Regions from separate parts of the Homo sapiens genome. Here all the other regions are linked to region 3. The links are chromatin contacts, found by Hi-C or POLR2A ChIA-PET in ENCODE. All regions are on one chromosome and are shown on one strand. The core of a region is the stretch at or near the end of the contact, and the rest is flanking DNA. Distances in the headings are between cores, read along the strand shown.

The links. Hi-C counts contacts between places; a loop is a spot of excess contacts on that map. ChIA-PET counts read pairs that join two places held with the same protein, here RNA polymerase II (POLR2A). Pooled maps may share reads with other maps.
Region 1: a pooled map shows a loop between it and region 3 (2.5-fold over the local background). The contact joins the enhancer-like site here to the promoter of DOCK9-DT in region 3. A Hi-C loop is called at or near these places in 5 of 50 pooled maps. POLR2A ChIA-PET finds 5 or more read pairs at or near these places in 2 of 52 experiments (PC-3 and activated T-cell).
Region 2: a loop to region 3 is called in a map of CD4-positive, alpha-beta memory T cell, with 17 times the contacts of the local background. The contact joins the enhancer-like site here to the promoter of DOCK9-DT in region 3. A Hi-C loop is called at or near these places in 3 of 168 maps with a recorded cell type or tissue (CD4-positive, alpha-beta memory T cell and naive thymus-derived CD4-positive, alpha-beta T cell), 1 of 37 single-sample maps with no recorded cell type and 11 of 50 pooled maps. POLR2A ChIA-PET finds 5 or more read pairs at or near these places in 4 of 52 experiments (CD4-positive, alpha-beta T cell, activated CD4-positive, alpha-beta T cell, activated naive CD4-positive, alpha-beta T cell and 1 more).

Annotation. Positions count from the first base shown.
Region 1 is chr13:99,330,916-99,333,856 of GRCh38, reverse strand. The region is part of intron 6 of UBAC2 (UBA domain containing 2); the gene reads right to left. Among named protein-coding and RNA genes, the nearest start is that of FKSG29, 19 kb to the left of the region's middle. Within about 2 kb of position 1,261, at least 5 of the 41 ENCODE cell types and tissues checked have a DNase peak (open chromatin) inside an H3K27ac peak, as active enhancers do; they include PC-3, where a contact is called at or near this core.
Region 2 is chr13:99,219,432-99,222,283 of GRCh38, reverse strand. All of the region lies in intron 1 of UBAC2 (UBA domain containing 2), which reads right to left. Among named protein-coding and RNA genes, the nearest start is that of UBAC2, 20 kb to the right of the region's middle. Within about 2 kb of position 1,548, at least 4 of the 41 ENCODE cell types and tissues checked have a DNase peak (open chromatin) inside an H3K27ac peak, as active enhancers do; they include CD4-positive, alpha-beta T cell, where a contact is called at or near this core.
Region 3 is chr13:99,085,126-99,087,983 of GRCh38, reverse strand. DOCK9-DT (DOCK9 divergent transcript) reads right to left here and starts at 1,261. Exons shown (of 1, transcript NR_047482.1): 1 at 1-1,261. It also overlaps a transcript of DOCK9 not described here. RefSeq lists enhancers at 1-135, 698-1,259 and silencers at 140-369, 950-1,009, 1,100-1,409, 1,450-1,929.

The DNA of each region.
Region 1 (2,941 bases), core at 12-2,511, 250 kb before region 3:
GGGGGGGAGGCCACAGACTCCCTTAAGAAACTGAGGAAGGTTAAAGATCTTCACTCTCCTGTCCATGCCTTCCCTGCCCCCACAATGACAATCAGACGTGAGTATACACTCACAAAACTATGTATTCAATTTCAGCAGGACCATTCTGTGAAGAATATGGATACCCCACCCAGTAATAAACAAAAATAGGACTGCAAATTCTGGCAGGGAAGTAGGGCTTTTGTGTTCATCTGCTTACATTTCTATCCCATCTATCTAAATGTAAACTCTGAATGGGGAAGATTTGGGTTGCTTTTGATCACTACTTGGCCTCTGCACTTAGAACAGTGTCTGGCACATAGTACTGTAAGTATTTCCTGGGTGAATGGTGAATTAACAAATGCTCCACAAAAATAAATACATTATCTTAGATCCTTTTAAAGGAAATTGGAAAGTTATGCATTCTTTTTGGTCCCAAGTTTATACTTTCCCATATGATAAAAGATAAAGAGTTCACTTGTCCATGTCACTGGCACGCCAGCATGACCTCAAGTTGTCAAATAAAGTGCTACTGCACAATGTTTTAGATTTTCACAAAGGATTAAAATATAAAGTGCTTAAAACCCTAGTCTATGGAAAGATGGGACAAAAATAATTACATTAGATTTCACTTAATTACTGCCAAAAGCTTTTAGAGAGCATCAGTTATTATAATACTATGTTACATTCACACATTATTTTTAATTTTAATTTTCATTATCTCTCTCTTTCTTCCCCCCCCAGAGACGGGGTTTCACCATGTTGCTCAGGCTGGTCTCAAACTCCTGGCTTCAAGTGATCTTCCCATCTTGGCCTCCCCAAGTGCTGGGGTTACAGGTGTGAGCCACCATGCCTGACCTAATTTTCATGATCTCATAAACCTTTTTTACACTAGGTCTTCTGAATGAGCGAGTTTTCTTGAAATCCATAGACCCTCTGAAAAGCAGGCTTTAGAAAAAGACCATATGTTGGATTTGTGTGTCAGGGGGCTGGGGGAACTCTACCAAGGAGGTCTTGCAGGCCCTCAGACCTGGGTAAGCCAAAGAGCAAACGGAGGGGCCACTGAAAAAGAAGGCAGCAGTGGCGCAGTCTCCGGCAGGCAAGGGGTCAGTGCAGGACGATCAGATAAAGCAAAAAGGAACAAAGAGCATATGCCCGGGAAGACAAGCTCGAGTTGGAGTTTGAGCACTTGGGCAACAGGAAGCAGGAACCCTGGCTAGGAAAGGGGACACATGGTCACGCAACCAGAGAACCCCTGGCCCACGTCCAGCTGAGAGTCTAGGCCAAAGACCCACGCTGGCTCCAGGTCAGAGGGAGCAGCCCCCCATATGCCAACAGCAGAAGCTGTGACCCTGTAAGTCTGAGAATGTAAGGCAAGAGGAAATGATTTTCTCTTAGTCCACTAATAAACATGGACGTCAATTACACGGTTCTTCAGATTTTCCAGATGCTTCATCCTTTTAGGAAGGGAATCATGAAATAATGCTCATCAGGCAAATAATTTAATTTGCTGGGTAGAAAACATGCAAAACACTCTTGATTATAGAGAGTAAACTTCAACTGTCCTCTGGTCCTGTTTAGTACTAGCCTGAAACCACAACAGGCAAAGGTTAGAAACTATGACTTTGCAATGACACACAGGTGTCGATTGCTTTCTTTGGCCAACTGTGGCTGAACAAAAACCCACAAGGCAAGCTGTGCCAACCACCGGTCCCACATTCAAGAAACCGACCATCTACTGGGACAACAGGACAAACCTAGGGGCTGCTTTCCCAGGGGCATGATATTGCCTCTGCATGACAAGGAACAGCCAAAGGAATAAATGTCCCCTTGCAACTGAGCCCCAGCACATAGACTTCATGTGCCCTCAAGGCCTGTGGTAACCAGACCCACCGAGACCTCATTTATTCATTCCACAAATATTTACTCAATGCTAATACGTGCCAGCCTATGTTCTAAACACTGAAACATAGTAAGGAGCAAAACAGAAAAATCCCTGCCCTGATGCATCTTACATTTTCCTATTCCTTCTTCTCCAATGAAAATGTTAGAGAAAGCATAAGGGAACTTTGTACATTCCCTAATTTATTACCCCAAGAATGTGAATGCAAATTAGGGATTCCCAAAGTTATTTCTGCCATTTGTCATACATTTTGAAAAGATTATTCTTTTCATGACAGACAGAACCATGTGCCTTTGGCAGTTACTCTGAGACTTGCTATTCTTTAAGTGCAAAAGTGATTCAGATTGAACTTTCTATAGCTTTTCTATCTCATATGAGGGAATAGAAATGATACTAAATTAAAAGATTTTGAGGTACCCAATTAAAATGCTGGATATCCTTCTGATTCTTGGAAAACCAAATTGGAATAGAGACAGAAGTAATAACACTAATCACAGATTATTCGTTTCTCACATACTGTCTTAGAAACCTGCTCTAGGCTTTTCCTTTTGGGAAATCATGCATCAGGAGGATTAGGTCAACTATGCTAAGTAGAAAACTTCAAACAACAGTGGCTTAAATACAAGAGAAGTTTATTTCACCTTCATATTTAAAAAGCTCCAAACATCTTAACTGTAGTCAAAGCAGCCAGAAGAAAAAAAATAAGAAAGGACAAAAGGCGACTTTAAGGAGCCTTCTCAGAAGTCACACAAATATGTGTGTTTACAGCTCAATGGCCAGGACGCCAGGACTTAGACCAGTGGTCAGACTGAGAGGCGAAGGATAAGAGATACGTGATCTCAGCTGGAGGCATTGCTGGCTCAAATAAAACGAACCTTCCCTTATGAAGGAAAAAATATACTGGAAGGCAACTAGAGTCTCTAGCACATGGAGAAAACCATCATCAGGTTCTTATATGTAAACAAACACCTTCTAATATCCATTTTAACAAGCGGACCATCCTCCTTTAAAAGTTACATG
Region 2 (2,852 bases), core at 299-2,798, 130 kb before region 3:
AGTGGCCTTCCATCGTGATTTTTTGCTTTTGAGTGCATCATCCTGGTTAATTTACTCTGTGGCATTCTTTACTACTTGAAATTCTTTGTTTGCTTCTTTGTCCGTCTCCTTCATCAGAATGTAAACCCTGTGAAGACAGGGTCCTAGTTGTCTTGCTCACTGCCATATCCCCATAGCCAGAATGCCACCACTTAGCACACAGTTGCCTTTCAGTAACTATGTGGTGAATGAATTACTTACACGGTTTAAACCTCAAAATAACCCTATGAGGCAGACATCACTCTTCTCAGATTTATACAGAAGACAAAACTGTGACTCGGAGAGTACATTACCTATCCATGACTAGAAAATGTCTTAGCCGGGGTTCCTCTAAGAGTAAAAGGTGAGACAAAGGCTTCCAGGCAGGGACTTTATTTTGGAATGTGATCCCAGGGAGCAGTAGTGAAGGACACGGGGAGCGAAACAGAGGAAGAGTCCAAAGAAGGGCACTGTCAAGTAGGCGATCACCATGAGTGACAGATGTTTCTGACAGGTGCTGGAACCTGCAGGACTTTCCGAGAAGCCTTGTGAATGTGTCTCAACTACCATCCCAGGTGGAACAGGGCAGCATTTTTATCCATCAGCTTCCATCCTCAATGGTCTAGAGTGGCCATAGAAAAGAAGCCCCATGGGAGGAACACAGAAATAGGAACAAAAAACCAGCTTACACACCAAATGGGACTCTGTAGAAATAAAATAAAAGGTGAGGCTGAGTACACTGAAACAGTGTGCAAGAAGAAGCTAGTGAGCAGCAGAACCAGAATTCAAGCTCTGATAATCCGGACTACAAACACAACTGACTACACTGCACTGCCATATAGTGCCACGGTTCAAACAAATTTTCACCTTCATGGTGGATTTCAAGTGAAAGACATACACAATCACAAACAGCACTAATAGAAATCAAAGTAGTGCCCTGTGTAACAAAAGTAAATGTAATTGTGAACGAAATATAAAAAGACTGCAGTTTGTGGAGGTTGCAACACAGATCCAAGAAATCCATTTCTAGGAATTTAGCCCAAAGTAATTATCATAAATGTGCACAAAGATTCTGCTACAACAATGTTCATCGCAGCACTGTTTATAATAGTGAAAAGACCAGAAACAATATGAATATCTAATTGGGAAATGGGTAAATTATGTTCTATCCATAAAAATGGGATAATATTCAACATTAAGCAATAGGTTGTAGAAAAATATTTTGTACCTTGGAAAGATGTTCCTAAATAGTAAGCGCAAAATATTCTAGTGGTATTATTATACAAAAATAATATATAAATACTTTTTTTAAAAAAGCATCTACCAAAATATTAACAGAGATAATCTCTGGTCTGTTCATGGGAGATCTTAATTTTTTACCAAAAAAAAATCGATTTTGACAATTAGAAAAAATAATTTGTAACTAGTTACTAATTCAAGAAAAAGATCCATATGGTGAATCCTTATGCACTGAGATGGGGCAAGTCACTAGTAATCTTCGGCCTCTCTGTGAGCAGAGCCAGGAAGTGGTTCATACGCACAGAACCCAAGCAGAGATCAAACAGAAGGTTAAGAAAAAGTCACTTCTCTGCAGGAGATCCTTTTACCTTTGAAAACAGGGATGCTACAAATTTTGAGAATAACAGACAACGCATTAATCTAAAAGTAAAAATGCAAAATACCTCTCTGGCAAAGATAATATAAAAATATAAAGTTTAAGAATTCCTTTTGGGTCTGATTTCTCTTTGGTTTGACCTAAGTACATAGTCATTTCTTTGAGGCAATAAATACTAATCAGGCTTGGGTGACTACGTATTATCCTAAAATAAATATTACAGTATATGTGGATTATTTTATGCCAGGCACTGTGCTAATAAAAGCACTTTACATGTAATACCATCTCAGTGAATTACTATAATAGCCCTGAAGCACGAATTAATTATCAGCATTCTCTAGGTGAAGAAATAAACTAAGAAAGGCTAAATAACTCACTGAAGGTCACAGCTAGTTAGTAGAGGGGCTGGGATTTGAACTTGGTTCTGCCTGACTATAAAGAAACCATTTCTTTCTAATATATAAGAAGGAACTATGATAACTTTATATGTGTACTATTTTAATACTTAAGATATATCTTTTTGGTTCCACAAAACGTCAAGCACAGAATTATGACATGACCTAGCAATTCCACTCTGAGGAATATACCCAAGAAAACTGAAAACACAGGATTTTTTTTTCCACAAAAACCTACATACAAATGTTCATAGTAGCATTATCATAACACAAAAAGTGGATACAAACCAATGTCCATCAACAAATGAACAAAATGTATATCCATACAATAGAATATTATTCAGTCATAAGAGGAATGGATCCTGATACATGCTACAACATAGATGAACCTCAAAAACATTATGCTAAGTGAAAAAAAGCCAGTCATATAAAGTTATGTACTATATGACTCCACTTATATGAAATGTCCAGAATTTAAAAATCCATACAGACTGAAAGCAGATTAGTGTTTGTCAGGGACAGTTGGGAGAAGGTAATAGGGCATGACGGCTTAATACAGGGATGTCTAATCTTTTGGTTTCCCTGGGCCACACTGGAAAAGAAGAATTATCTTGGGCCACACATAAAGTACACTAACACTAACAATAGTTGATAAGCTTAAAAAAATTGAAAAAAATCTCAGAATGTTTTAAGAAAGTTTACAAATTTGTGTTGGGCTGCATTCAAAGCTGTCTTGGGTCGCATATGGCCCATGGGCTGCAGGGTGGACAAGCCTGGCTTAATGGGCACTCCGTTTCTTTCTGGCGTGATAAAATGTTCTGCAA
Region 3 (2,858 bases), core at 12-2,511:
GGTGGGGTGGGACGCAACAGGCGGCCTCCTCCACCGCAGCGATGGCGGCTATGAAACCTCTGGGTATTTGGGCGGGAGGCGCGGCAGGTATTCTCCCAAAACTGGGTTTTCAAGACCACCACTCTCTGCGGAGGCCGACCCGGCAGGTAAGGAACTGTCCATCGGAAGGCAACGGGCGTGGCGTGAGCAGCCCGACCAATCAGCAGAGCCGCCGTTCAGTCAGGCTCCCCGCCCGGGGTACCCGCCCAGTCCCCAACCACTGAGCATGCGCCGCGGGCCTGGCGCAAATCCCCGCCTGGCGCGCCCTCTCCGCGGCCCTGTGAGGGTTAGGCTGCGCCGGGCTTCCTCAGAGAGACAGAAACGGAGCCGGGGCGGGAGCGGGCCCTTAGGGACAGGAAAGCGGTTAGGGTATTGGGGGGAAAGTCCCTCACAGGGTGGCTGTCGCTAGCGGCCGCCAGCTCTGCGTCACGGTGGGCTCGCAAGCCGGCGCATCGCAGTTTCCCTGGTACCCCGCCTGGCGGTCCGGCGCGGAGGGGCGGCAGACCGGCTAAATCGGCCCCAGTGAGGGCCGCCGTGTCACCTGAGCCCCTTCCAGGCCGTTGTCCTCAGGTTACAGGCGACATAACCGAGGCTCCGAAGTATTGCCCACGTCCAAGGTGACGCAGCTGGCCGTCCCGGCGGGCCGGAGTCTGGGAGTCTCCCACGCCTGGCCCGGCCCAACCGTCATCGTCCCGCCGCGAGCTCCGTGCCTCCGGGGACTGAACGGTGGGGAGGCCGAGGCGCCACACGAGCGCGCGGCGCCCCGCGCCAGGTTCCGAGCAGGGACGCTCCGTCCAGGTCCGCCTGGCCGGCCGCGGGTTCCGATCGGTGCCACATAAATAAAGGCTACTTTCCTGAGACCTCTGTCCCCGCAGAGGCCCCGGGCGCAGAGGGGGGGCGTGGTGCACCGAGCTCCGACCCTGCCGGTGACTTCGGGGTCCCCTCGAGCGCAGCCGGGCTCCCTGGGCAGGAAACCCTGCTCCGAAACCGCGCATCGTCCAGCCTCGGCTGTGCGCCCTCTTGGTGGCGTGCGCAGTCCCCTCCTCCGGTCTTCGGACGTGCGGCCCGGGGCGGAGGCGGCCCCGACCCCCCACCTTCCCCAGTGAGGGTCCCGCGCGGCACGCCGCCCCTGCCAGTCCGGCCGCCTAGCTCCAGCGCCGGGCCGCGCCGACCTGCCTGGCCCGCCGTCCCGCCGCGGCGGCCCCTCCTCCGCCGTCCGGGCGCCCCGCCCCGCCCGCGCCGCGCCGGACACCCCGCCCCGAGGAGGCGGCCCGGCGAGTGGTCGCCGAGGGAGGCTGGTGGCATGGGGGAGCCGCCGCCGCCACACGCACGGTCGCCCGGAGCGAGCCCGGGCGCTGCTGCGATCGCGGGGGGCCGCGGACGCCGAGGGGGGCGCCTTGGGGCGTGACACGGTGCAGAGGGCGCGGCCTGGGCTGCGGCGGCCGGACTCGCGGCGAGCAGCGGGGGGAGCAGGCGGCGGCGGCGCCGGGAGCGGCGGGCGGAGCGGGCCGGGCGCCGAGGGCGCACCTGGCGGCCGCGCGGCCGGGCCGGGCCGCGGGAGCAGGCGGAGGCGGAGGCGGCGGGGGCAGGAGGATGTCGCAGCCGCCGCTGCTCCCCGCCTCGGCGGAGACTCGGAAGTTCACCCGGGCGCTGAGTAAGCCGGGCACGGCGGCCGAGCTGCGGCAGAGCGTGTCTGAGGTGGTGCGCGGCTCCGTGCTCCTGGTGAGTGCGGGACGACCGCGGGCCGGGGGAGGATGGCGGGGGCGCAGGCAGCTGCGGGCCCCGGGCCGGGCGCCTCTTAGTCGGCAGGGCTGAGGCAGAGCGGCCGACCCTGCTGGGTCCGCGGAATCAAGAGGTGGGGCCGGCGGGAGGGAGTTGGACAGGGGAGAAGAGAAGGTCCTGGAGGGGCTGCAACTCCCAGACCCCTCCCCGCCACCCAAGATCCTGTCCCCATCGCTGTCCCCTTCCTCCTGGGAAATTTCCGCAGAGTGATGTCGCCCTGTCACTCTTTTCACCCCGCTCTCTCCCAATTTACCTGCTTTCTGTCAACTGGGAAATTACACTCTCCCCCCTCCCCCGCATCCCTCCCCCGTATCCCTCCCCCGGCCTCCCTCTCCTTCCATGTTTTGGAGGGGCGCAGGGGAATTGAGGTGGGGGCTTCCTCATCCAGTCTGCGCTCAGGGTGGGAGATGCCCCTGCTAACCCTTTGAGTTGGCTGAACTCCAGGAGGGAAGGACTTCGGCATCCTCTCCTGCGCCCCCCACCTCCAAGCCGGTATCCTGAAGTTTGGCCGCCTTTTAGGAAGGCTTGGGGGGCATGATGGGAACCCTCGCTAATTTAGTATTGGTGCAAATTCCTGTGACGTTTGGGGGTTCTAAGTAAGCAAAGCCATCAGCCCAAAACGAATCTTCCCGTGGCAGAACGTCTTTAGAGAATAGGCCTCTGGGTGTGAGGAAGATGAAGTTTTCGATTAACTTTTTCACAGCCAGCGCCGGTCCTGCTGTATTTGGAAACGCACTACAACCCGATTCACCTGGATGGTGCGGGAGTGGAGCGACGTTTGAGCAGGAGCGAGCTCTGCAGGGCAGCTGGAAACTTTTAGCAGCTCCTTGCGTTGCCGCCGGCATTTGTTTTCTTGAAACGGGCTTGTTTGTGGGTGGGTGTGACTTGTGTTTGTTGGAACAGTGCAAGAAGATGGGCCTTGGAAGTGGTTGTCTGGGCCCTGTGGGGGATTGTCGGGGCAGAGTGCCGGGCCCCTTAACACAGGGGCGGATGCATCATTTTGGTGGCAGATCGATGCCCTTCCTGGGCAGACACAG